Linked DNA regions of Homo sapiens: region 1 is linked to region 2. Evidence: chromatin contacts called from ENCODE Hi-C or POLR2A ChIA-PET data. All regions are on one chromosome and are shown on one strand. The core of a region is the stretch at or near the end of the contact, and the rest is flanking DNA. Distances in the headings are between cores, read along the strand shown. Region 1 holds the start of DKC1 (dyskerin pseudouridine synthase 1). Region 2 holds the start of ARHGAP4 (Rho GTPase activating protein 4).

Evidence for each region. Hi-C counts contacts between places; a loop is a spot of excess contacts on that map. ChIA-PET counts read pairs that join two places held with the same protein, here RNA polymerase II (POLR2A). Pooled maps may share reads with other maps.
Region 1: a loop to region 2 is called in a pooled map, with 16 times the contacts of the local background. The contact joins the promoter of DKC1 here to the promoter of ARHGAP4 in region 2. A Hi-C loop is called at or near these places in 8 of 50 pooled maps. POLR2A ChIA-PET finds 5 or more read pairs at or near these places in 2 of 52 experiments (WTC11 and activated B cell).

What each region holds. Positions count from the first base shown.
Region 1 is chrX:154,761,586-154,764,994 of GRCh38, forward strand. DKC1 (dyskerin pseudouridine synthase 1) reads left to right here and starts at 1,279. Exons shown (of 15, transcript NM_001363.5): 1 at 1,279-1,396; 2 at 3,314-3,381. The coding sequence starts at 1,381. RefSeq lists enhancers at 900-959, 1,710-1,809 and a silencer at 1,060-1,359.
Region 2 is chrX:153,924,201-153,927,826 of GRCh38, forward strand. It overlaps ARHGAP4 (Rho GTPase activating protein 4), which reads right to left and starts at 2,064. Exons shown (of 22, transcript NM_001666.5): 1 at 1,936-2,064. The coding sequence starts at 2,002. RefSeq lists an enhancer at 231-360 and a silencer at 1,819-2,408.

The DNA.
Region 1 (3,409 bases), core at 29-2,528, 840 kb after region 2:
TCTGGGAATTTATCCAGCTACCAATTGTGTTTATTACAAGTATGGATTCAAGAACCGGGGAAAGAGCCACAGGGTGGCTGATAGTGAAAGGGACGTGGGCTGACTCCACTTCTGACCATTGGACCAAGTGGCATTCTACTTCCCCAGTGATTCACACGGGCTAGTGCAAGCCCCTGGTAAATGGCCACGGGTCCCACGAGAAGGGAGGAGGCAGGCTGAAAGTACACACTTGTAGCGTTACATGTGCCTGGCCTCACCTTTACAGGCTCACCTCACGGGCTCTGGCCTGTGGACTGACTAGATCTGGGAATTAGATGAGGCACCATGATTTTCCATTGTGGTGATTCAAGGCAGAATGCCTTTAGCCAGACCTAGAGTTACCGGGGTTATACAGATCATGATGGCTTACTACAGGACACTGTGATCAATTAGACACCACCAAAGATCCCTGGGGAGAAATCAGTTTGGTTCCAGCTTCCAGCCCTGCTGCCTATCATGATACCCAGGCTCATCCTGTTTCTATGAGATTTAGTGCCAGTGCTTTGTCTCTGCTGTTTGGCGTGAAGCCCGGTCGTAGAGTTCAAATTGAGGTGTGCTGTGAGCATAAACGCACACACCGGAAAGTCTTTGCGGGGACAAAAAAAAAAAACCAATGTAAAATACCCCATTCATACTGTTGTGTTTTGCCTATATGTGGAAATGATAATATTTCGGATACGCTGGGTTAAAAAAATTCATTATAAATCATTTTCACCTTTTTCTTTTTACTCTTCTTTCATGTTGCTGCTGGAAAATTTAAAAGTCAACATGTGGCACGCACACTACTCCTATTGGCCATCTGCTCTAGCTGGATGGGAACTGCAAGCAGCAAAGGCCTTTCAACCTCTCCGAGCTTCAACATGTTCACTTATGCATCAGGACTGATCCAACAGCAACCTGAAAGGGTCGGTGTGAGAAAGCAAAGAAAGAGGTACTGTTTACGGAGCGTTCAGCCGTGAGCCCAGGCGCAGGCGCGGAGCTAAACCCGGAGGTGAAGCAACTACAGCTGGGGCCACGCCCACAGACTCCGGGCTGTCGGGGCGGGCGGCACTCGCGCTTCCAGCCTGGGCCAACCAGGCTGCTTGAGGCTCGAAGCGCATGCGCGGTCTCGCCCTCCGTACTGGCCGAGCCAGCAAATCGCATTGCGCAGACGACCAGCGGGCGCCTCGGATTCCGCCCCCGGGATGGCCCCGCCTCCTCCCGCCCCGCGGCAAGGCACGCACAGGGCAGTGCGCGGGTGGGTGGGTCCTAGCAGCGCGGCCTGACGGGACCAAGGCGGCGGGAGTCTGCGGTCGTTCCCTCGGCTGTGGACCGGGCGGCACGCACGCGGTGCAGGGTAACATGGCGGATGCGGAAGGTAAGGGCTGCAGGCTTCCGGGCCGTGCTAACTCCGGGCGACTCGGGGAACGGGGGTGGGGGGATGGTATCGGGGCCCGCGCACGCCTCCCTCTGGTTCCCGCCGGCGTGTCGGCCTCTTCACCGCCCGGCCTTAAGCCGGCCTTGTCTCTCGGCCCTGGCTCCGTGGCAAGGGCGCGAGAGTGGGAGCCCCTCGCGGTGACTTGGCATGATGGGGCTCGGCCCTCTCACCTCCCTGGGGTCCGGGTCGCCGTCGAAAGACATCTGCCGTGCTGCCCACCCCGCGGTGGCGTGGGACGTGGCAGTGTCTGTGCTGCTGCCAGCCCGGACGCCGCCGTTACAGCTCCATGCGACTAGGGGAGCAAGGGTAGTGGAAACGGGCCGAGAAGAAAAGGAGCGGAGGGACCCCGGAGCAGGGATAGAGCTCCGAGTTGCAAGAAAGTTCTAGAGGCCACAAGCCCGCGGGGACAGTCGAGTGGTCGCTTATGGAACTTTCCGGCCCCCTGCGTGAGCGCTTCTGTGGGATGTTTAAGCTCTGCCATAGCCACGTGGTGAACCGGAAGGGAAGCCGACACGTGCAGTAGCCTACAGTCAGTTACCCAGCCATGGGACCCATACATTTGGCCTTACACACCTTGTTTTCTCGCTTACCTACGGATATACGTTCTAAGAAATGGGTCGTTAGGCGATTTCATCATTGTGTGAACATCAGAGGGCTCTTACACAAACCTAGGTGGCATAGGCTACTACACACCTAGGCTGTATATGGTGTAGCGTATGGCTCCTAGGCTTCAAACCTGGACAGCATGGTATTGTGCGGAATGCTGTAGGCAGTTGGGACACAGCGTCGAGAGTTTGTGTACTTAAACATGTCTAAGCAGAAAAAGGACAGTAAAAATATAGCACAGGGCCGGGCGCGGTGGCTCAGGCCTGTGATCCCAGCCCAGGCTGGCGGATCACCTGCGGTCAGGAGTTCAAGACCAGCCTGGCCAACATGGTGAAACCCCGTCTCTACTAAAAATACAAAAAATTTAGGTGGGCGTGGTGGTATACGCCTGTAATCCCAGCTACTCGGGAGGCTGAGGCAGGAGAATTGCTTGAACCTGGAGAAGGAGGTTGCAGTGAGCCGAGTTTCTGCCACTGCACTCCAGCCTGGGGAAAGAGTGTGACCGTCTCAAAAAAAAAAAATTATATATATATATAAATATGTGTGTGTATATATGTATATTATATATGTATGTATTATATGTATGTATATTATATATATATAGTACACAAGGTTATAAGTGGTGCACCCGTAGAGGAGGGCACTTACCATGAATGGAGCTTGCTGAGCTGGAAGTTGCCCTGGTTGAGTCGGTGACTGAATGTGAAGGCCTCAGACATTACACTACTGGAGACTTTATAATCTGTACACCTAGGCTACACTAAATTTATAAAAATATATTTTTCTTCAGAATAAATCAACCTTAGCTTACTGTAACTTTATAAACTTTTTACTTCGACTGTTGTAATAATACTTAGCTTAAAACAAACACATTATTTAGCTGTACGTAAATATTTTCTCTGCTTATCTCCTTATTTATAAGTTTTCTATTTTAAAATTTTTTAATTTTTTTCTTAAAAAATTTTTTTTTGTTAACTAAGACACAAACACAGCACACACAGTAGCCTTGACCTACACAGGGTCAGGATCATCAAGACATCACTAGGAGATAGGAATTTTTCAGCTCTGTTATAATCTTATGGGGGCCACCATCACATACGCAGTCTGTACTTGCAAAACATTATGTGGCATGTGACTGTAATTGTAGACCTAAAATCCATTTCCTACCTGCCCTAATTTCGGTCTTTATTTTAAACCCTTGTTTCATTTATTCTTGGGGAAAATTCCCAAATCCTGTGTTTGTTTTTTTAGTAATTATTTTGCCAAAGAAACATAAGAAGAAAAAGGAGCGGAAGTCATTGCCAGAAGAAGATGTAGCCGTGAGTAGTAATGTGTTTGACTTCACTT
Region 2 (3,626 bases), core at 814-3,313:
CCTGGGGACTTATGACAACTGAACAGTGCAGAAGGAACCAGCAGAGGGAACCGCTGCCTTTCTTCATCACTGCCGGCAGCAAAAGCTGACTGGAAGCCATGTCCTAGTCCAGATCCGGGCATGCACACCGGCTGGTGTTGAGCAGGCAACTTGTGAATTGCAAGTCGATTGCATTGGTGGCTTTCCTGGCAGAGCTTTCGGATCTCAGTTCAGACAAACTCGTCAGCACACCCTGTCCTGACCTCCCCCTAAACTAGGGCTGGCCCTCTTCCGACCCCTTCTTGGCACCGTGCACTTTCCTTCCCTTTGTAGTGCTTATTATCATAATGCAAAGTCTATGTCTCCCCCACTAGACCCGTGAGCCATGTGAGGGCGGGGTGGCCACTGACGCCATTTGAAATCAGGGGAGTCCTCATTGAATCATTGCTTTTACTCTGGGTAAAAAGCCAGGGCTGGAGGGGCTGGAGTCGGGGTTCTCTCTGGTACAGCAGTATACTCCCAGGGCCTGGGACAGCACAGATGTATAGGAAACATCTGGCAAAAGGAGAGCTGGAATCCATGTCTGCCTGAATTACAGAGCTGGGCCCCGGGCCCCACCAGCACTTCCTGTGAGCAAGGCATTTGGTCTCACTTCTGCTGACAAGCAAAACAGAAGAAAAGATGGTCTCCAAAACCACCGCTATGCTGACCTTTGAGAATTTAGGGTGTCAAGACAGTGACCCCACTTTGTAGAATGGTAGGAAGCTTTTCCAGGGTGTGGGATGCAGACCCAGAGCAAGTGAGGAACCCTTAGACAGTCGTGCTCGAAACCCCAACTTTTCAGTGTGAAATCACTGACCCATATTTGCTGACTGAAGTTTTCCAAGTCTTTCAGCTTCATGGCATTTTGGGGAAGCAGGATGGAGATCATTACCTCCATCTGAGCAAGATGATGGCGAGGCTTGGAAAGCTGGCTCACCCTGTGTAGTCACCTCAAGCTGGCTCTGGACACAGGCTGCCTTTTCCAAAGGAGGACTGGAGCATACTTTGGTATAAATTGCTTGCACTGAATAATGATGTTAGAACCTACATCTCTGGGTTCAAAGGCACTTCAAGGGTCATTGCATTCTACGTCCTAGAAGTTGCAGTGCTGTATGACCACGGGCAAGTCACTGCACCTCTCTGAGCTTGTTTCCGTAATTGGTAAAATGGAGTGATTGAGAGTGATATGGACGAGCTGCTGGCACTGAGCTGCTGCCTCTTTCCTTTGCAAGAGTTACCATGCCCTGAATAAGATGGGCACAAGCTATTGGCTAAGAATTTGCAAAGCTGATTTGCATGTGATTTGCACATGGGTGTTTATCAGAACCCAGAGGTTCAATTTCAGAAGGCTGAGAAGCCAGCCCTGTTAAATCTCTCAACCAAGACTCACTGCGCCAGCTTGACCCAGAGACAGTGGCCCTCGCCTCTGCTCCCCCTCAGTGCTAAAGGGAGGCAAAAGGTGCTGAAGCTCCAGGGACTGCAGTGGGGTTACGGCCAGGTGATCTCCACCAATCCACTCACCCGGACTCCCTTACTCACCCCCCAGCCCAATCAAGCTGGTTGACTTCACTGTAGCTAAAATACTGCCTTCTGAGGGGCACGTTGGTGCATCTGGCTCTCTTTTACCAGCGGCCACCAGTGTCTCCACTGAACCTTGGGTGAGAAGCGGTAGACCCAAGGAGGACAGAGACCAAAGGAAGGAAGACAGGAAAGAAGGAAGGGAAAATGGCAGGCGGTTGAGGCCAAATGGGCGTCGGGAGGCAGGCAAGGGGCTCAGGCTCCCTCCTCCACCCCCGCTCCAGAGGTCGCTGGGGAGAGCATCGGGCCCTGGGCCAGCGCGGGGACGCTTGGAGCTCCCTCACGACCTTGGGTTCTCCGCAGGAAACGGGCCGGGAGCGCCCGGCGCCCTCTCACCTTTGACTTGCGTCTCATACTCAGCCTGCAGCCCCCGCTCCCGCCGCAGCTTCCCGTGAGCGGCCATGGCGGCCTCGCGGCCGCGCCGTCGAACCCCACTGCTCCCACGCGGCCGTGAGCGGGCCCGGCGCCGGGACTTGGGGGCGCTGCGGCCAGCACCCTGCGCGGGCTCCGCCCAGCCCCGCCCCCAGCGCGGCTCCCGGTGGGGCGGGGCGGCCCAGGGCTGGCACTGCCCGCGAGGGGCTCCTGGGGGGGCAGGGCGCCCCTTCCAGCCCCACTGTGCCCCGGCCTTGCCGTCCCCTCCCATTGGGCCTGCACCTAGGCTGCCTTGTGCCCAAAGCCCCGCTGCCAAGCAGCCGGAGCAGGTGTGAGAGCCCCAACGTAAGCTGGCATCCCAGGCTGCCATCCCACCACCTCCAGAAGGCTGTCCCTGGTCACCACTGCCAGACTGTACCATTCACAGCGGGGCCGCTGGCCCACTGTACCAGTGGCCATGAACACCATTGCTGCCCCAGGCTCTGGACTCCCCCTGGGTTGCCTCCTTCCCCCAGACATCCGATGGGGTCCTCCCTTCCCAAGTCAGCCCCCAGAGAGGCCCAGGGAGCCCCAGGGAGCCTTGAGAGCTGGGGTGGGAAGTTCAGAGGGGAGGGGGAAGGAAGGTCAGCACCAGAGAGCAGAACCTCAGCAGCTGGCTGCCGTTCCCTCCAGGCCCCCTTGGTAGGGGAGGAGAGTTCAGCTCCGGTTCCCCTTCTGCTCAGCCCCACAATTTCCCCATAGGCGGTTACCACTTCCTGCTGCCGGAAGAGACTGCTCTGCCTCCCTTCCCCTGCAGCTGCACCTGCCCGTCATAGGCCTGAGGGGGGCAGCCCCCTCGGAGTGAGGTCTTAGCTACCCTGGGGGCAAGTCTTGGGGCCCCCCTCATCCAGGGGTGGTGGGGCTTTCCTCCACCCTCTACCACAGGGCAGCAGCTTTTCTCCGGGAAATCGGGAAGGCGGGAGGCGGGAGGCGGTTGACAAGCCAAGCAGACAACTGGCTTCAATTTGGTGGGAGGGAAATCCCTGGGGTATAGATGTGGGGAGAGAGGCAAGGCACTTGGGCACCAGGCGTGTGTTCCGAAGGCGGGCGTGGGGGCACTAGTGCAGGGGTACTAGGCGTGTGTGTGCACGGATGTCAGAGTCAGGCTCTGTGCAAATGCGGGCACACATGACCTTGACCTGCAGATCTGGGGAGGGGAGGCTGTGCGGGTACTTCCTGCCTTTCAACTGTGAGCAATTAATTCTCTTGCCCAGAAGGAAAAAAACACTCCCTCAGCTCCCCGCCCCCTTCTCCCAGTACCAAGGCCCTTCTCGAACACGTCGTCGTGTGTGTCTGCAGGACCTGGGGCTTCAAGGCCTGGGAGCTAGCCAGACCCAGGACCTGGACTTCCAGCAGCTGGTCTCGGAAGTACCGATGTTCGAGTCCTCCAGCGAGACTAGAGAGCCTGCGCCCCTGCCCACAGCGCGTACAGCCGCACCCACACTCCAACCTGCTCCTGGTCGGGAGACTCACACGTCCCACCGCTGCCTCAGGCCAAGGGGAACCAGGGAGCCCCGCCTCTCACTAGCTGGCCCCAACACATCTTGCCCCTCCATCCGAGCCCTGACTGGTCCCCAAAGGTCCCTCCACCCAGCAGAGCCAGCCACAGGGCTCAG